Linked DNA regions of Homo sapiens: region 2 is linked to region 1. Evidence: chromatin loops called from intact Hi-C (ENCODE). Cell type or tissue: PC-3. All regions are shown on one strand. Links, peaks and the distances in the headings refer to the core of each region. The heading gives the core; the rest is flanking DNA.

Region 1 (10,427 bases), core at 2,779-7,778:
GATGAGAACAAGTGGAATGAAATTTCTATTCCATTTTTTTTTAAACTAGGTGATGAAAGTAGTGGAGAAGGAAGTGGAAGTGGCTGTGAGTATCAGCAGTGCCCTTCAGAGTTTGACTACAATGCCACTGACCATGCTGGGAAGAGTGCCAATGAGAAAGCCGACAGTGCTGGTGTCCGTCCTGGGGCACAGGCCTACCTCCTCACTGTCTTCTGCATCTTGTTCCTGGTTATGCAGAGAGAGTGGAGATAATTCTCAAACTCTGAGAAAAAGTGTTCATCAAAAAGTTAAAAGGCACCAGTTATCACTTTTCTACCATCCTAGTGACTTTGCTTTTTAAATGAATGGACAACAATGTACAGTTTTTACTATGTGGCCACTGGTTTAAGAAGTGCTGACTTTGTTTTCTCATTCAGTTTTGGGAGGAAAAGGGACTGTGCATTGAGTTGGTTCCTGCTCCCCCAAACCATGTTAAACGTGGCTAACAGTGTAGGTACAGAACTATAGTTAGTTGTGCATTTGTGATTTTATCACTCTATTATTTGTTTGTATGTTTTTTTCTCATTTCGTTTGTGGGTTTTTTTTTCCAACTGTGATCTCGCCTTGTTTCTTACAAGCAAACCAGGGTCCCTTCTTGGCACGTAACATGTACGTATTTCTGAAATATTAAATAGCTGTACAGAAGCAGGTTTTATTTATCATGTTATCTTATTAAAAGAAAAAGCCCAAAAAGCAGTAAAATTTCCATTTCTCCCTGTTATTTTAGTTGCCTTATCTGGAGAGACGTGGAGGTGATTTTCTTTTTTTTAAATTATTATTAAGACAGAATGTGAGGGCACAAGCAGGCTTCTGAGCCACTTGTCAGATTGTATTCAAAGCATCAATCCAAGAAGGAGGTTATGTGTACTTCATTTATTGGTGATAGTTGGAAGAGACTGCAGACTACTGCTTTGAATGAGTTGAATTACATAAGCTAAGATCACTATAGGTCCATTTCTTGAACCCACTTATACATAAAATGTAACCCATTTAGAAAAAGATTCTGGATATCATCCCCCTTGAAAGATAGAAAGCATTCAGGATGTCCCAGTTATCACATGTTCACACTTGGGTTTAGGGGTGTTTTTTTTTAAAACCAGGCAGGTTAGCTAGCCCACCCTGTGCTAGTTTTCATGTTCACACTGACCCTATTTGAATTAATATCCTTTGTTAGAGTGGTCGAGATTTCAAACCCAATTATGTACAGGGAGCTGTCTGAGAGCTAGCCAGAACTGGGGTACAGCCTGGGCTCAGGGAATAGCTGTCAACACTCGGGCAAAGTTTTTGTCTGTGCATGTGTATCTCCATTTGTTTTGGGATCCCAGTTTTTGTTTTAAGAGAGTATAAGGTGTCTCATTTGAGTCTTTTTCTTACCTAGCCCCCTCTTATCAGTAAAACAAAGGACTTGCCATGGTTCACAGCAATGTGCTACGATCCAAGATATCAGCCAAGGAGCCCACTTAGGGGAGAACTAGGTGTCCAGATTTTTGTATGTGTTGTTTTTCTTGGGGGATGGGGTGGGGTGGGAGTAGGTAGAGCTGAGAATACTACATCTTAGTGGTGACCTTTAGCCACGTGGGTGAAGTGGCAAAGGCCATGGCCATATCTGTTGTCCCAGGCCAAAGACTAACAACTGCCTTGGGAATCCCTTCCTTGTGTCCTTACCAAATGATAGCTCATAAAACTCTGATAATGTAACAAATCACTTTCAAAGGAGTTCCCAGAAGTCTTCAGAAAGACTAAAATTCTGTCTCTTCCTGCTTTAGACAGCCATTAAGATCCCAACTAATTTTACCGAACCTAAAACCCACAAAGAGGTTGTTTGTGTTATTGTTCAATCTTCAGTTGTAAGAGTAATTCTCTATTTTTATATTGAAACATAATTACTTGATAGCTCAGGGTCTACATTTCATTCAACTTTTTACACCAAATTCTGCAGAGTGGTCAAAATGGAATATTGGGGGCTGTTGTAAACAGAGGCTTAATTTTATTAGAAGTAGCCAGTTATTTATTAAAGCATGATGTTAATAAAATAGGCATATTCTGGCTGGTGTGTATAAGTGGTTTTTTTTTTAAAACAAATCAGAAGACATAAAATTGAAAAGGCACTCCATTTATATATAAGGGAAAATAGATTGTAAATAGCTAAGGGGCCTTGTGAGAACTTGGAAAATGTGCTGATACTTAGTAACTACCTCAGTTGTGAGGAATTTCCTTTTTAGCTTAGACTGCTATTACTTTTACTTGGTAGAAATGAATCTGGTCTCCAAAATATGGCTCAGAGAGTTATCCCCATAGACCTTGTTAGATTGTTTTTAATTTAAAACCTTGAACTCTGCCCAGCTGTTTTCTTCCAGTCAAATTCTCTAAACCAATAACATTTTCCAAATTAAGTATTCTTGAAGGTTCTTCTGAACTCTTACTGATTTGTTTTCTTTCTTTGCATTTTTTCCTGTTACTCTTTTATTATTTAAATTGTCTCTTGCTTTTGAACTTCAACTATGAAATAAACAAATCATAGATTTTTCCATTCAGGTCTGACTGGATAACTCTTGGCTTCTAAGCAGCTGGCAAGCTCACCCCCACTCCCCAAAAAAGAAGAAAGGCAAGTTGAATATTTTAAAACCTTAAGAGTTTGGAGTATGAAGTAGAATAAAAGCCTTGTTAGGAGAAGACCTGACTTTTCCAAAGTTAACAGCATGTGAAGGGCTTGTGTTTTACAAAGTCATTTATAAATTATTTTTCTTTAAAACACATCACCTACTCTGTACCTTAAAGATTTTACAACTCTTAGATTTATATTTTATTTCAAAAATCGTAACTAGCACCTGTTATTTTGATTAAAAGACACTGCGAAGAATTGACGTAAATTTCTAAAGTTTAGTTACTGAGTGTTCAAAACCTAACAGTTCACATGAAGTAAAAATTGTCATTTGTGATTACAGAATCAAAATAAAAATAGGTATGAATGGTGCTACACAAATTTCTGCTTCCCCTTTGTTAGCAGAATATGTCTATTTACATAGCTAAAGGGTAGTAGGTTATTAGGTTAGTGCAAAAGTAACTGCAGTTTTTGCCATTACTTTCAATGGCAAAATACTAACAGTTATCTACTAGAGGAGGGTGTGTGTGTGTGTGTGTGCGTGTGCACGCACACGCGCATGCACATGTAATGTCACTGCTAAGCCAAATGTAACTTTCTACCTTTTTTGAAACAACAACAAAGTACTCAAAATTCTTCTGACTTTGAACTTCATGGGAAAAAATATAACTGCATACCGTGATACACTTCACAAACTCAGTTTCTAATTTTTGACTCCTAAAATTCTTCTAAAATTCCTTTTTATATATGTGAAAAATACCTGAGAGATGACATTTGGTAACAGGAATTCTATTCTATCAATGAGCCAAATGCCAAGTAATATTTACTTGTGTACTTAGTTTTTAATTAGGTAATATATTGACAGGGTTTAAAAAACAGAACATACATCAAGAGACTGAGTGAATTTTCCTCCCATTCCTGCTTCCATCTGCCAAGTTGTCCCCACACCTCAAGTAAGCTCTTACTATTTACTTATGTATGTCTTCTTCCAAAGTTTATTTATGCATATACAAGCGAATATGAATAGAAGTTTACTCCTTTTTGTCATATAAAAGGTAGCGTTTTTGTTTGATTTTTGTTTGTTTGTGGGGTTTTTTTTGTTTTGTTTTGCTTTGTTTTTTGTTTTTTGAGACGGAGGCTCCCTGTGTCCCCTAGGCTAGAGTGCAGTGGCGCAATCTCAGCTCACCGCAACCTCCGCCTTCCGGCTCAAGCAATCCTCCCACCTCAGCCTCATGAGTAGCTGGGATTACAGGTGTGCACCACCACATCCAGCTAATTTTGTATTTTTAGTAGAGACAGGATTTCACCATGTTGGCCAGGCTGGTCTCAAACTCCTGGGCTCAAGTGATCTTCCCACCTCGGCCTCCCAAAGTGCTGGAATTGCAGGCATGAGCCACTGCGCCCATCAAAAAGGTAGCATTTTATGCTTATAATGTCCTATTTCTTTAGGTTAATTTTTTGAATATTGAGAATAGGAGACTCTAAGGATACGGCTCTGTAATTAAGTTTAGGATTCCTATTCTAAAGGCATGGCTTCTCAGTGGTAGCACATGTTGTGTTTTACTGTATTTTGGCCCAGATTAATTTAAGTAGTTTTTCAAGAAACAAACATTGAATAGAGTGAGGAATAGTTTGGCATTATAGCACTATAACCCCAGAGTGTACAATTTGGATGCTTTCTGTTTTTGTTAAGGTTTATTTTTGGTAGTTTGTTTTCATATCATCACCAGTGCAGAAGACATTAGCCAAAGCAGTTCGGAAGATCCTCTCAGAACACAGCACATTAATACCACTGTTCATGCTTAGGAATGGTTCACAGGAGCTGTTGTGACCTGGAATTTACTCATATTCTATTAGAATAAAGTATTCATTTTTTTGAGACAGGATATTACTCTGTCACCCGGGCTGGAGTGCAGTGGCATCATCAGAGCTCACTGCAACCTTGGACTCCTGTGCTTGAGTGATCCTCCCACCTCAGGCTCCTAAGTAGCTGGGACTACAGGCACACACCACCATACTCAGCTTTTTTTTTTTTTTTTTTGTAAAGACAGGGTATTGCCATGTTGCCCAAGCTGGTCTTCAATTCCTGGCTTCAAGTAGTTCTCCTGCCTTGGCCTCCCACGGTGCTGGGATTACAGGCATGAGCCACCACACTGGCCTTGAAGTACTTTTAATGCTTTCAAAAGTCCAGATGCCTTGAAGCAGCATCAACCACCACACAGAATGGAGATGAGGATACTAGGAAAATGTGTAACTACACCTTGGTTACTGCATCCAATGGTTCAGTCATTAGAATATGCAAATAAATTGTTCCAACTTCAGTTTTCTTGTAAAGTTGAATTTTTAATGAATCAGTGTTTGAGAGACTTCTGAGTTCAGTAAAATCTAAAGAAATGCATTCCTCAGCATGAGCGTCCACATGTGCAATTAAATGTACATTCCACTCTACTTTTGACATTTCTTAAATGTTAGGAATTCTGAAAAAAAGCACAGGGTTGTTGCAAAGACAAAGATCTTCACACATCAATCCTACTAGGTAAAAGCTAATGAAAGATAACAAGTGTGCTTAAAGAGTTAAGATAAAAGTATATGTGTGATGACCCCAGGAGGCTTTTATGATCCTGTTCTCTGGTCTTTGGGGAGGCCTTTGGCAGCAACTTTGTTGCCACTCCATGTTATTCTTAATTCCTGTGTTTCTTGCATAGTAGGATTAGAAGACCTGTGTGTGTGTGCGTGTGTGTGTGTGTGTGTGTGTGTGTGTATGTGTACACAAACCTACACACAGATTTATTAAGTGATTGTGTATTTTCAAACACTAAATACCAGGTAGATCTTACCCTGTCACTTAAGGGCTGCCTTCCTATGGCTGTCAGAGGGGTGTGCTTGGGGAATGTGGACTCATTTTAATAATAGCCTAAGGGAAACATAATTAAGAAGGTAAGTCTCCTGCCAAGAAAAAGAAAATACACATATATAAAATGCATACCAGAGACCAAATAGAATTTCTTAGATTTACCACTGCCTGTGTGTGCTTTTCTGCATCACCACAGATAACCTAAAGCTGACTGTAACCCGCTGTTCATGGTGACTCACTGCACAGAGCATTTTGGTGCCAGGTCAGCCAAAAAGAAATAATCACAGCCAGTGGGTGGTTTTCTGAACACACACATTAGGATCTCTCTGTCCTCTTTCAGTGCATTTGTCTTTAAAGGTCTTTACTGCCCCCACCCTCACCTTTCTTTTAAAATGTGCATAACAAATGGTTTTTACTCTGCTGTTTCAGTTCGGAACACTTTGCAACAGGATCTGGCAGCGGTAATGAACATTTAGACATTATTTAAAAAGAAACTAGTTATTTGCTGTTTATTTACTTATAACTTCCTGACTGAGAAGCGAGGCAGGGGCTGGGCCTGGTGGCTGACACATGTGATACCAACATTTTGGGAGGCCGAGGCAGGCAGATCACTTGATGTCAGGAGTTCAAGACCAGCCTGGCCAACATGGTGAAACCCCGTCTCTACCAAAAATACAAAAATTAGCCAGGTGTGGTGGTGGGCAACTATAATCCCAGCTACTTGGGAGGCTGAGGCAGGAGAATCACTTGAACCTGGGAGTTGGAGGTTGCTGTGAGCTGAGATCGCACCACTGCACTCCACCCTGGGCAACAGAGCAAGACTCCATCTTAAAAAAAAAAAAAAAAAAAAAAAAGGTGAGGCAGGAAGAACCTGTGTGCCCGGCACTAAGGCTGGGCCACATCAATTCTGTTACAGAATTCTGCAGAGTAGAAGTCAGTCCATTTCATAGATGAGTCAAAGGATGCAAAGAAGTCGGGTAACTTGGCCAAGGGTGACACCCACATAAGAAATGCAAGAACCAGATTTGAAGCATCGGTGGGTCTGCCATCAGGCCGAGCCTGCTCAAGTGCTACTTTTCCTTCGATTGCTGCTTTTCCCTTACCCTACATTGTCTGAATCATTAGGAAAGGACAAGGCTTGTCAAGCTTACCATATGTAGAGCTGCCCTGCCCCTGAGGAAGGGTCGGGTTAATGGCCATAGGAGGCACTGATTAACTTGGCTGACCTGAGTATGGGCCAAGGAGTCCAGGGCCACCTGGAGGCAAATCTTGATGATGAAGAGGGTTTTTGACTTCACACAGTGGCTCCTTGCTCTGTGGACTTCAAAGCAGAAAGAACTCCAGTGCATCCGGATTATGTGCCATCATTGATGTGCTGGTTCTTGAAGAACGATTTTATTTTATTTTATTTTATTATTTTATTTTATTTTAGTATTCGACGCAGAATCTCACTCTGTCGCCCAGGCTGGAGTGAAGTGGCACGACCTTGGCTCACTGCAAACTCTGCCTCCCCTGTTCAAGTGATTCTCGTGCCTCAGCCTCCCGAGTAGCTGGGATTACAGGCATTCGCCACCATGCCCAGCTAATTTTCGTATTTGTAGTGTAGAGACAAGGTTTCACCATGTAGGCCAGGCTGTTCCTGAACTCCTGATCTCAAGTGATCTGCCCGCCTCTGCCTCCCAAAGTGCTGGGATTACAGGCGTGAGCCACTGCGCCCAGCCTGAAGAAATAATTATTAACTCGAGGTATCTTGTCTACCCTTTCCAGGACAGCCTGTGAATGTGAAATTACCCATTCACAGGCTGTGGGAATGGTTCTGGGGGTGCCCTTGCAGCGACAGTGCTGAGAAGGCTGAACACTTAAGGAAATACAGTTTGTTGAGGAAAATATCATGGTTTACATAGGAAAAATTCATACCTGCTTAATCAGCTGGGGCTCTGTGTGGGAGGTAAACACATCTTGGGATAAGTAGGGGCCAGTGAACATCATCTGGGTTTCTTAAAGAGCCCTTGACAAGACTCCGTCTTAAAGTTTACACCTGGGTCACAGATTAGACCCAAAGAACAGGGATGAACAGGCACTATTCTAGAGGGGGAGTGTAATAGGTTTTTCCTGCAGGACTGGTCTTAGTGCACATTAGAAAAGACATCTACAGACAAAATCTGTGTGTTAGGAAGGAGAGATTTTAACTTCTCACTTCCTACCTAGGAAAGAAATCCAGACCTCTTGTTGATTGTGTGCTGATCATGTGTCCCAGCATCCCCACAGGGCAGTATGTGCAGAACAGAATGGGAAAGATCCTGACCTAGGTGTGCTTTGTACTCTGGGTTTGACCTCCACCTTGATAGAAGGTCCAGAGATGAGCAGCAAAATCAGCAGGGACTGAGGGCTTTACCTCCAAGTGAATGACAAGTGATGCCTCACTGGTCTGCAGAGACAGAGACTCAAACCTATAGAATTGGGGCTGTGGGGAAGGTGAATTCCTAGAACTAAAGGCACGCTACCCTCTCAGAACGAGTAAACGATCCATTTTGAAAAAAAAAAAAAGGAATTCTTTCTTACTCAATGAGCAGTGATTTATGTAATTGCTCAAATTAAAGATGCTGGCCAGGCATGGTGGCTCACACCTGTAATCCCAGCACTTTTGGAGACTGAAGTGGGTGGATCACTTAAGGTCAGGAGTTTGACATCAGCCTGGGCAACATGGTGAAACCCTGTCTCTACCAAAAATACAAAAATCAGCCGGGTGGGGAGGTGCACACCTGTAATCCCAGCTACTCGGGAGGCTGAGGCAGGAGAATCGCTTGAACCCAGGAGGCAGAGGTTGCAGTGAGCCGAGATCATGCTACTGCACTCCAGCCTGGGCAACAGAGTGAGACTCCGTATCAAAAAAAAAGAAAAGAAAAATGTTTAATACTCTAGGCTGCTGGTGATCAGCTGATGCTGAACAAAATCCCTGGAGCCAAAAGGTGAATCAGAGTGGGATGGGGAGAGGGCAGCACTATCTGAGGTGGCCATTGGAGCTAGGTATTCATTACTCTTCAACCCACCCTTTGGACCATCAGCCTGTACCTAAGTCAGGGCTGGATGAACCCCTGTGTGACCCACATTGCACAGTTTGTCAACCAGGTTCCTTTTGGGGAGTTGTAATTTATATCCAACTGAAGAATTTGAAGGTGCTTGTCATGTTGAAACAGGGACTCCAAAAATAAAGTGTCCAGAGAGGCCAGCCCTTGGCTAGCAGTCATGTGGCTCTGGATGTCTGGCCTCCAAAACCACAAGGAATTTGAGGCAATCATATGATTTATGACAGGTCTGGCCCTGGCCTTTGAATAGGAGGGCAGGAGGAAAACTTGACATAGGATGGGGCCTCTGTCTCCATTGGGGAGACAAGACTCCTCAGGAAACATGCCAGTGAAATCACGAGCTCTGAGCTGTCTTGCAGGTCAAGGGAGAGGGGTGCACATTGGAAAGTTCAGGGTGACTTCCTGGGGAGGCAGGGCTAGAATCGGGCATGGTTGGAGGGGAGAATTTGACTAGGCAGGGAAGAGAGGGGAGGAAATTCTCCTAGGAGCTCTCGTGAGCAGGACCCATCATTAGTTCTTACTATTCCTTGGATGCTACAGGTTGCCTTCCACACTCAGTAAAGCACTGGCTGGTTTGGATTGTAAGAGTAAGGGCAGGGAGGTGGGACAAAGTGTGGTCTGGGGGTGGTGGTGGGATGGGTGTGGGGAGTGAGGAAGCAGAAGAGAAATGTGTCTGAAAGGCAGAGGTGATGGGTTTCCTAGTACAAGACTGGTGAAGGATGGGATGAGACTGTGAAGCCCTCAAAAGCCAGGCAAGGTAATTTAGCATTCAAGTGGGCAGGCCCTAACACAGTTTCTTGAGTAGGACGAGACGTGATGCACAGGATATGTAAAGAAGAACTAGGTAGGAGTGTGTAGCATGGATTCAGTGGAGTCATCCTTGGGCTTGACACTGTGCTCAGTGCTGTACTATGCAACCCGTGGGGGTTCAACTCCCTTTACACCTAATACACACCAGCCTCCCCCCAACAATTTTGATTTGGAGCTTTCCAGTGAAGATATTCCAGTTCAATTCAAGGGATACTTTTTGGATGTCCAGGTTTGGAATGTAGTAAGACATATTTTAAGTGGTCCTCCCCATTTCCCACCCCGTCACACCTTTGAATTCTGGCCAGTCACATGCACATATCTTTGCCACATCTTCAAACATTGCTTCTAGGTGCCCCACCCTCACCCCTACTGCCAGAGTCATTCCAGAGATCCCAGATGTCTTAGGCCACTCTATTCTGCTCTGGCCTCCTAGCTGGAAAGAAACACAAGAGGTATCCCTGGGGTCTACTTCCCCAGACATCATCCTGCAGGGACCTGGGATTATATGGGAGTTGGAAAACCTCTTCGGGCATTAGGCAGCCAGCTGGTGGGTTGAGGGCACCAAGTATAAATCAGGTTAAGGAGGAGCCACTCTGGTGAGGTGTGAGAGGGACAGACACCTGCCTACTTGCCTCTCCCCACCCCAAGTGGCTTATGTCAAGTTACCACTTGTGTACCCTAGATCACAGTTGGAAAACTACAAAGCAACTGTTTAACTTTGGGGGCTTTTCTCTTAAGGGCCCTGCCTACTGCTGGGATTGTTATAAGGAGATACTGGGAAGATGCACACATACAATGGTGTTCCAAGGTTGGGAGTGCCCTTCCAGGGGCTAAGGTGACAGGAGGTGCTCCATCACAGGCCTTCGCCCAGAGCAGTGGCTATTTTACAGTGCCTTGCTCACCAGGCTCAATGGCCACTTGGGCCCTTGGATGAGGGCTAGCTGCATTTATGAGACCTGGCCACTGAGCCCCACCTCCTGCAGTGGGCACAGGTTGGAGCCTGGGCAGGGAAGAGCTCCTGATGCGGGGACTCTGA
Region 2 (10,427 bases), core at 2,700-7,699, 110 kb after region 1:
TATACTTACGTTTTTATTAGAGTCTCCGGTGCCTCTGGCTCTTGAATTTAGGCTTGCAGAATGTTCCTCCTAAGAAAGAAAACTTCCCATGCCTTTTTATTTTGTTTAATCAGTGGAAGCTTTGAACTTTAAGAAATGTCTTCTCGCCAGCATTCTCTTTTTTTCTTTTTTTCTTTTGAGACAGAGTCTCGAGTGCAGTGGCATGATCACAGCTCACTGCAGTCTCAACTTCCCAGGTTCAAGCGATCTTCCCACTTCAGCCTCCTCAGTAGCTGGGACCACAGGCCTGTACTACCACACCTGGCTGATTTTTAAAAAATTTTTGTAGAGATGGGTCTCACTATGTAGCCCCAGCTGGTCTTGAACTCGTGAGTTCAAGCAATTCTCCCACTTCGGCCTCCCAAAGTGTTGGGATTACAGGCGTGAGCCCCCGTACCCGGTCTCACCAACTTTTGAAATATCAAGCATCAGCTCAAAACATCTTTGGTAAGGTTATCTAATATGACCCCCATCCCCCACCTGCAGTCACTCTATCGTGTCATCCTGTCTTATTTTCTTCAAAGCACTTGTCACCCTGTGAAACTATTCTAGTTAGCTACTGGCTTGTTATCTATCTCCACCATGAGACTAGAGGCTTCAAGAGAGCCAGGCTCATTGCCTGTCTTGTTCACTGTTGTATCCCCAGTGTCTAGAACAGTACTTGATAAATACTAGGCTCTCAATACATATTTGTTGAAGGCATACGTGGATAGGATTTTTATATTTTGTCCATTAATATGATATCTTATGTTAACAGTGTTTCAAGGCTGGGTGCGGTGGCTTATGCCTATAATCCCAGTACTTTGGGAGGCAAAAGTGGGTGGATCCCTTGAGCCCAGGAGCTTGACACCAGCCTGGGCAACATGGTGAAATCCCATCTCTACAAAAAAATACAAAAATTAGCCAGGCATGGTAGTGCACACCTGTAGTCCCAGCTACTTGGGAGGCTGAGGTGTGAGGGTTGCTTGAGCCCAGAAGGTCAAAGCTGCAGTAAGCCATGATCACGCCACTGCACTCCTGCCTGGGTGACAGTGAGAACCTGTCTCGAAAACAAAATAAAATACAAAAAACAGTGTTCGTAACATTATAATTTTTTTGTAAGCCTTCCACCGGGTCACAGCAGTACTGCATTCTTTTTGCTACAGTATTTTTTAGAAGTTCTGTATTCATATTCACAAGACTAACCTGTACTTTTCTTTCTTTATATTGTTGTTTCCTTATATATATTTTAAAAAACATATTTGTCTCATAAAACAAGTTTGGTAAGACACCCTTTTCTATATTTTTTAACAGATTGTTTAATAGAAGGATTGTTCCTTAGAAAAATTCTCTAGTGAATTGATCAGAGCCAGGTGCCTGATTTTATATTATTTTAATACTCCTTTTTCTATTGCTTTTCTCTAAGAATAATCCATTCATGCTAATTTTCCCATGTCATAGTTGATATTGTGTATATTTGTGCATGTCCTCATTCATAGCTACTCAGTTATTACTTTCATTAGCATGTAGGTGAAAATGATAATAGCTCACTCCATTTAATCATGTATTAATTCAATAAATAGTTATTGAGTCATTGCCCCTAAAGGCTGGTGGCATAAAAATGAACAAGATACATTGTCTGGGCCAGGTGCAGTGGCTAACATCTGTAATCCTGACCTTGGGAGACTGAGGCAGGAAGATTGCTTGGGGCCAAGGGTTCAAGACCAGCCTGGGCAACATAGCAAGACCTCATCTCTACAATTCAAAAATTTAGCCAAGCATGGTGGCACATGCCTGTGGTCCCAGCCCCTTGGGAGGCTGAGATGGGAGGATCACCTGCTGCAGTGAGCCATAATGACACTACCACACTGCAGCCTGGGCAACAGAGTGAGACCCTATCTCAAAATAATAATAATAATAATAATGATAACAATACAGTCTCTGTTCTCACGGACTCTATAATCAGGTTGTAGAGTGTGCTGGTTGGTCCCTGTTGGTGTCCCCCATAACCCTACTGTAACTCATTCTTTGCCCTGCTCTGCCCTAAGAGGCTGACCTCTGTGGACTCAATCACCAAGGCTCTTCTGCCCTCTGGCTTCAGGTAGGATTCCACATTTGGGAGGAATGGCAGGAAATGAAAGTTTCACAGGAAGTGAGAAGTTGGGAGGTACAAGAGACTGGCATATTTATTCCGTTGGCTCCCTGCCTTGCAGGCTGTGTTTTAGTAGTGGCTTCATTCTTCTACCCATTGCCATAGCTTCTGGGAGGCAGCCCCTCTCTACCAGCTTCAATTCTTGCCATGCTTTCCCGAAACCATTCCTGCTGCTTGCCTCTTTGGGCTAGGGGTGGTAGAGACTTGCTGTTGCTTGCCCCAGGGTGCTGCAGCATCCCTTGTTGGTTCCCTTAACCCTGTGCATATTATTGCAAATAGTCCCTTTATTAGATTTTCCTCTGTAAAACCTTTTGGAGTATGGCATCTGTTTCCTGCCAGAAGCCTATTAATATAAGGAGATGGACAAATAAACATATAATTAAAGTATAGTGTGATAAATGTTTTAATAGCAATATACAGAATGCTATAGAAAGAGAGAAGAGGGGCACATAACCCCAAGTATTTTGAATTTGTCTTATTGTTAAATCTCTTGTATCTAATTTATTACATTGTGTGTGTTTTTAATCTTTTGTAAATCATTTGGCCAGTGGTTGTTAGTTCCACTGATTTTTCAAAGAAACAACTATTGGGGTTTTATTTTTGTTTTTACCAAATGGTTATTTTTATCTTTTCAATTTTGTTTAATATATATATATTTATTTATTTAGGGACAGGGTCTTGCTCTGTTACCCAGGGGCCGGAGTGCAATGGCACGATCACAGCTCCCTGCAGTTCAGAACTCCTGGGCTCAAGCCATTTTCCCACCTCAGCCTCCCGAGTAGCTGGGACCACAGGCCCATGCCACTACGCCCAGCTAATTTTTGTATTTTTTTGGTAGAGACAGGGTTTCACCATGTTGCTCAGGCTGGTCTCGAACTCCTGGGCTCAAATGATCCACCTGCCTTGGCCTCCCAAATTGTTGTGATGACAGGTGCGAGCCACCGTGCTCAGCTCATTTTGCTTATTTTTATTTGGGATTTTCTGTTTCTATATTTTGGGAGGTTGCTTTATTCCCTTTTAAAGGGATTTAGAGATTTAGTTCATTCTATTCCTGTTGCTCTTTCTTTCTTATTGATATAGGCATTTACAGTGCTACATTTTCTTTTAAGTACTGCATTGGCAGCATTCTATGTATTATGAAATGCTGTATTTATATTTCATTAAAAATTATTCTGTCATTTTGCTCTGCATTTTTTTCCTGACCTGGGAATAACCTAAGAGTCTTAAAAATTCTATATTGTTGTTTATTATTTAATTATATTCTTGCTATATATTTTCAATGTTAATTCATTACAGTCTGAGAATGTAGAATTTAAGAAATATTTACAAAATGCATTTGCATTCTCTGTATGTGATTGACTTTTGTGACATTTCTATGTTAACCAATAGTAAAGTATGTTTCCATTGCATGAACATGAAGTTATCTCTATGTTGTAATGTTGTCCAGAGCTGCTCTCTGGGTGCATATCCTTCTTTGTTATTTTGAGGCAGAGTCTTGCTCTGTTGCCCAGAAGGCTGGAGTGCAGTGGCACAATCTCGGCTCACTGCAACCTCCACCTCCTGGGTTCAAGTGATTCTCATGCCTCAGCCTCTCGAGTAGCTGGGATTACAGGTTTGTGCCAGCACGCCCAGCTAATTTTTGTAGTTTTAGTAGAGACGGAGTTTCACCACGTTGGCCAGGTTGGTCTCGAACTCTTGACCTCAGGTGATCCACCCATCTTAATGTCCCAAAGTGCTGGGATTACAAGCATAAGCCACTGAGCTGGGCCCATGTCTCAACTTTGAATCAGAGTGTCTTTCTTTTTTCTTTGCCCAATTATTATTATTATGATTATTACTTTTTTGAGACAGGGTCACCAAGGCTGGAATGTGGTGGTACCATCATGGCTCACTGCAACCTCAAACTCCCAGACTCACGTGATCCTCCAAACTCAGCCTCCTGAGTATCTGGGACTATTGGCATGCACCACCACACCTGGCTAATTTATTTTTTAATTTTTAGTAGAGACAAGATATCGCTCTGTTGCCCAGGTTAGTCTTAAACTCCTGGGCTCAAGTGATCTTCCTGCCTCAGCCTCGTGAGTAGCTGAGACCACAGACATGTGCCACCACACCTAGCTAATTATTTCTATTTTTTGTAGAGAATTCCTGGACTCAAGAGACCCTCCCGCCTCAGCTTCCCAAAGCACTGGGATTACCAGCATGAACCAACATGCCTGGCGAGTTTTCTTATCTATTAAATGTTAACCAAATATTAGAGGATTGCTGTAAGAATTAAATGCAATTAAAATGTGGAAAGTCTCTGTGGGACTCTCTTGACAACTTGTTTCAGTTTTTCTAGAACCTAAAACATACTGCTTTCCAAAGAAACCTCAATTTGTTTGGACCCTTGTTGTAATATCTCCAATTCACTTAGTGTTGCTTAGATTTTCCTCTCATTATTTTTTCTTCTCCAGAGCATGAGGTGCAAGCTTTGGAGGCATTCTTTAAATATTTTCTTAATTTTCCTTGAACACCCAATAATGTCCTTCATCTTAAAGTGTAAATATTTGGTATATAGGTAGCAGGCTTTGAAACCAGATTTTTTTTGACTCTTGAATTCAATGCACTTCGAAGTGCATTAGGATTGCTAGGAGAAGATGAGACAATAGGATCCCTCCTCATCTCTCACTACTACCGTCATTAAAACAAAGCCACAAAACCAGTGACCCTTTACGTAACTGGAAAAATCGTGAAAGGTAGGCAGGTAGTTTAGGGACAGTGAGGTTTATTGAGTTCTTGGATTCTTTTTCCCTTCAATTAACTTGGTAATCCCTAGGTATAATAGCTTTTTGGACGATTAAAAGATTTGGAAACAATGATACAACATAAGTCATATGAGAGACAATTTTATAATGCTGCTGATTCATTTTATAATTGTCCTAAGCCTGAGTCCTGGTGGTACAAAACAATGCTTTGTTGTTTTCAGAAACTTTGAGAGAGCAACTCTGGCATAACATCTTTCACTTCCCAGAGAAAATATAGCTTTCAATGAGCAATCCAATTGTGGGTTTAAGAAGAACGTTTTCTGGGGACAGAGAATGAGTATTCAGTGTTGTGGTCTTGCAATGAGATCCAGAATTGTTTGTTCCCATGGGAAGGAGTTCAAGAAGGGCACCTCAGAGGGAAATTTCAGCCCTTCTCTGTGGCTCAAGTATGAGAATGGGAAGCGAAACGTAGATGTTTGAAGAGGAGAGCCAGGACTGGCCTTCCAGGAACACAGTCACTTGCCTGCTGTAATTTGAGAGGTACCAGAAGGCCTCCCTCTCACCATGTACTATCTGCCCCCAGCATTGATGTCAGCAATTTCACCTGAGCATTCTTGTGTTAAGCATGACCATCTTTAAAAGCACAAATCACCCTCGTGCCAGTTCCCATTAATCCTCCAGTACGATTTAATTTCTCAGATATCTTTCCTTTCCTCTCTGACCACGGAAACCAGGTTTTGGTTGCTTTGGGAGGAAGAATAGGCTAGGAATGCAGAGAGAGCTTGTACCTGCCCCATTCACATCTCCCCCAGCCATTTGGAGTCAGTTCCCTTAGCATTGTTACAAAGTTCCCCAACACATCTGCTCCACTTAAGGTTTCAGGTTCCTGGAGCCCTGGGTCTCAGCAGGAGCCCCAGAGGCCTTTGCAGGAGTTGTTCTTTGTGGCAAGATTGGTTTAAGGCCCTCGGTGGGCCCCGTGTCTAGGAGCACCTGCTACGCTGTTTGCAGAGGTAGGTGAGAGGTGGCCCTCTGGCTGGGGACAAGAGCTGGAGCGGCTCTGCCACAAGCCAAATGACCTGCTTGAGCTCTCAGCCAGGGCTGTCTTTCTACCCATCTGCTGCTCAGCCCCAGAGGGAGCCCCTCACTCGTGGGAAGAAAGGGCTCTTTTGGCCTTCCTTAAAGGTGCTGGCTGAGATGAAGGGGAAAAGAAGTGCCAGGAAATGGAAGACAAACACTCACATTCCAAAGGGGAAGGATGGAGTTCAGCAGAAGGAAAGCACTGACTTATGTATATTATCTCATGTAGATAAGAAAAAATTTACCTGACTCACAGCTGGTGGAGGGGAGAAAGGAACTGGGGTACTCCTGGGGAGAGAGGGGTGTTTCTGTGTCCTAACTCCTGACTTGCAAAGGCAGCTGGCCTGTTTAATTTCCTTCCAGGTTCCTAAGGCTCAGGACTTCTAGGGCCATTAGACTGCCAGGAAGGGCCTAAAGCCAAATCATGAGGTAGGTAGAGTGGAGCTTTGCTATGTTCCTCCTGACTTCTGCCTTCAGTTCCCATCCTGGGACCCCTTCCCCTCTTTCCTTTTAACATTCTGAGTTGGGTTCTTCTGTGGCCTCTCTCCTGCCTCAGGAGAAAGAACCTAAGGCTTCATTCAAAATGTAGGGGTGGGCCAGGTGTGGTGGCTCACACCTGTAATCCCAACACTTTGGGAGGCCGAGGCGGGTGGATCACCTGAGGTCAGGAGTTTGGGACCAGCCTGTCCAACATGGTGAAACCCCGTCTCTACTAAAAACACAAAAAATTAGCCAGGCGTGGCAGCAGGTGCCAGGAATCCCAGCTACTCGGGAGGCTGAGGCAGGAGAATCGCTTGAACCCGGGAGACAGAGGTTGCAGTGAGCCAAGATCGTGCCACTGCACTCCAGCCTGGGTGACGAGAGGGAAACTCCGTCTCAAAAAAAAAAAAAAAAAAAAGTATGGGTGATGTCTTCAAGTGGCATCCTACCCCGTGGAATTGCCTCTTTAGGAGGATGGTAGAGGCCAGGCACAGTGGCTCACACCTGTCATCCCAGCACTTTGGGATGCTGGGGTGGGAGGATTGCTTGAGCCCAGGAATTCAAGACTAGCCTGGGCAAGATAGTGACACCCCTTCTATACAAATAAGTTAAAAATCAGCTGAGCATGGCGCTGCACACCTGTAGTCCTTGCTACTTGGGAGGCTGAGGTGGGAGGATCACATGAGTCCATGAGTTTGAGGCTGCAGTGAGGCATGATCGTGTCACTGCACTCCAGCTGGGGCAACAGAGCAAGACCTTGTCTCAAAAAAAAAAAAAAAGAAAAAAAAGAAAAAAGGAGGATGGTAAAGGCAGAGGACACCACCTCACCACTAGACCTGAGTCTCTACGGGCAGAATTTCAGGTCAGGGCAATAAGTCTATGTCTCTGGAAGGGAAGGACCTGGTGTTGTGAGCCTTCAAGAGCAGCCCAAGAATTGCCATCCCCAGAAGAGAGAATTCTGAGTTCATTTCCAGCCTGTGACTCTGTGTCCTGGGCTCTCTCCCACCACCCTAGAATGTACCTCTCGAGCATTTTGGCAATAGCAGCCCTTTTTCTTTCTGTCTGACGCTTCTTTAAGTGTACACAGTGATACTTTAGGCTGAGGCTATGTTTGAATGAAATCGAAACAGTCAGCCCTGCCTTCGATTAGAATTCAGACACGCTGGAAAACTCCCAAAGCTTCACCTGTTTGTGGTTAATCTGCACCAATCACAGCTCTGCACTGTCAAGGCAGTTACAGAGAATTCAAGTATTCAAATCGAGGGGAGAACCTCCTAGTCATCCTTTCCCAGGCCCAGAACCAGAGATCCTAGCAAAGAAGACGGCTTTTAATGGAGTCCGAGGGGCTCCTAAACAAATATGAAGTTTAACATTAGTGTTTAGAAAAGTTACTCAAGATTATTCTTTTAAAATCTATTTTATAAACTGCCAGCTAGCAGGCCTCCCAGGATCATTTTTAATTTTCCAGAGCTCGTATATGAAAACTGTCCCCAGAGACCCCAGGCAGCCAGCAACATCCTCCTACTGATAAGCAAGAAAGAGGAATCATGAGAAGAGAATTTTGGAGCAAGAGCTAAATGTATTCAAAGGCAAATTAAAATTAGGCATCCGTCTGAAGAAACATATGGCTTGAAAATGACCATTCCTACCTCCATTGGGGAGTTTTTCATTCTCTACGCCAGCCCTTTAAGTGCATCCCTGTGGAATGAAACTGGAGTTCCCAGGCCCAGTCTTCAGGCAATTGTGTGAGTCAATTGCCTTCTTGTTTGGTGAAGAGAATAAGCCATTATTTACAGTTGTCTCTCAGGAGCCTCCGGGAGATGCAAAATAATTGCAGTTCCCAGCAATGTGATTAAACTGTGCTTAAGAGATGCCCTGCAGCAAGTACAGAACAGAAAAGTGAGCAAATACTTTGTTCCAATGGATGTTTAAATTGGAAAAGCTTACACAAGACTTTCCAGCCAAACAAAGGAGGAAACTTGAAGGACATCTTTCAAATACATTTTTTTTTTATGCGACAGGGTCTCATTCTGTCACCCAGGCTGGAGTGCAGTGATGTGAACATTGCTCACTGCAGCCTCAACTTCCTGGGCTTAAGCGATCCCCCTACCTCAGCCTCCCGAGTAGCTCAGACTACAGGTGCGCATCACCACTCCTGGCTAATTTTTGTATTTTTTGTAGAGTTGTGTTGTGGGGGGTGGGGAGGGGATGTCTCACCATGGCTGGCCTCAAACTCCTGGACTCAAGCAAACTCACCATGTTGCCCAGCTGGTTTCAAACTCCTGGACTCAAGCAATCTTCCCACCTCAGCCTCCCAAAATGCTGGGATTACAGGCATAAGCCACTGCACCTGGCCGTCAAATACATTCTTAAAGCATGTTGGGGCAAATATCTTTCTTGGATTTAGGGAATCACTTCAGAATGGAGACCCCAGAGCTGACTGAAGCCAGTGAAAGCCCGAGTCATGTGATTTATTGGCCTAGCTTGTGTCTAGGAGAAATCTAATCTTAGAGTGGGTCCTTTTAGATTTTCTGAACACATAGGGGTTCCAGGAAGGGAGTATCCACCCAGGCCTTTGCAGCCAAGGGAAACCTTGGGGAGCCCTCAGGAGATGGAAATGGGGAGAGGAGAGAAGGGCATGGGAAAAACAAGAGGATAAACATTCCAAAAGGTGTAAGGGAAGGCCCCAGAGAATTCCTGCTTTTCCCTAAATCTGCTACTTGAAATTTGAGTGTATGTGCATTTTTTTTCTTTCCATAATTTCTTAATTAGAAACTCGGGTAAATCCCGTTGCTATGAGCTGAGAGCTCAGGCTTGTCAACTAGAAAGCACACCTGCATCAGGGTGGGGAAAAGCACATTTCCTTCCATCTTAACATTTGTCTTTCATTTGGGCAAATGAGGGAAGGAATTCTGCTCAACCCAACAGACTCTGTGGGTTATAGGATCTTGGATGAAGCACTTCCCTGCTCGCAGATTTAGTTTTCTCACCTTTGTTTCTTTTTTTGAGATGGAGTCTTGCTCTGTCGCCCAGGCTGGAGTGCAGTGGCATGATCTCAGCTCACTGCAGCCTCTGCCTCCTGAGTTTGAGCAATTCTCATGCCTCAGCCTCCCCAGTAGCTGGGACTACAGACGTGTGCCACCGCACCTGGCTGTGTGTGTGTGTGTGTGTGTGTGTGTGTGTGTGTGTTTAGTAGAGACGGGGCTTCAACATGTTGGCCAGGCTGGTTTCGAACTCCTGACCTCAAGTGATCCACCCGCCTCAGCCACCCAAAGTGCTGGGATTACAGGTTTGAGCCACTGCGCCCGGGCAGTTTTCTCACCTTTCAAATGAAGAAATTCATCATCTTTAAAAATCCCTTCTCATTCTAGATATCTGTGTGTGCTAAGGATATGAGCTGTCATCTCAGGTGCTATGTGTTCTTCTCAGGTTCATTTTCCCGTTTTCAAAGGTAATGCTTCCAGCAGTTTGGGGCCTATACTCTATTCCCCCTTTTATTCCCTTCATCCAGTAGATTTTCCTCAGCAGTGAGCTCTTCTTGAAGACACCAAGAATGTGAACCTATTAGTATTCCAGACCAGCTGATGTCTTAGTCTGGCTTGATTATTTGTCTTCTCAGGGAATTTCCTAAAAGGTAGAGGTATACCTAGTAGTTTTTCAAAGATTTATGATTTTTATTAGACTACTATTCTAAGTGAATTAGAAGTGCATCTGTGGAGTGATAGTAAGTTGGTTACACAAAATTTCTGAATAAAATTTTGTCTAGCAATGTTCAAAAAAAAAAAAAAAGAAGTGCATCTGTGGGTATAATCTGATGCCAACAGATTTCAAACACAGATAACTGTTGGTTGGGTGGCAGGCATAGGATGTGTTTGGAGCATGGGCTTTGGAGTTAGGCAGACCTGAATTTGAATCCAGGGGTCTCTGTACATCTTACTAGATGGGTGACCTTT

The links. A loop is a pair of places that touch in the nucleus more often than their neighbours do. Peaks named below come from ENCODE experiments on the same cell type or tissue, not always from the same donor. Only the 100,000 strongest peaks of a DNase experiment are listed, where the experiment ranks them.
Region 2: a loop joins it to region 1, with 5 times the contacts of the local background. A loop is called at or near these places in 1 of 110 quality-filtered maps.

The regions. Positions count from the first base shown.
Region 1 is chrX:133,292,692-133,303,118 of GRCh38, reverse strand. It overlaps GPC4 (glypican 4), which reads left to right. Exons shown (of 9, transcript NM_001448.3): 9 at 50-3,016. The coding sequence ends at 252. Among named protein-coding and RNA genes, the nearest start is that of TFDP3, 80 kb to the right of the region's middle. In PC-3, for the core only: no CTCF peak of the experiment used is centred there; a DNase peak (open chromatin) is centred at 5,708; H3K27ac peaks cover 1,299 bases.
Region 2 is chrX:133,186,627-133,197,053 of GRCh38, reverse strand. No RefSeq gene overlaps it. Among named protein-coding and RNA genes, the nearest start is that of TFDP3, 27 kb to the left of the region's middle. In PC-3, for the core only: no CTCF peak of the experiment used is centred there; a DNase peak (open chromatin) is centred at 5,273; H3K27ac peaks cover 2,469 bases.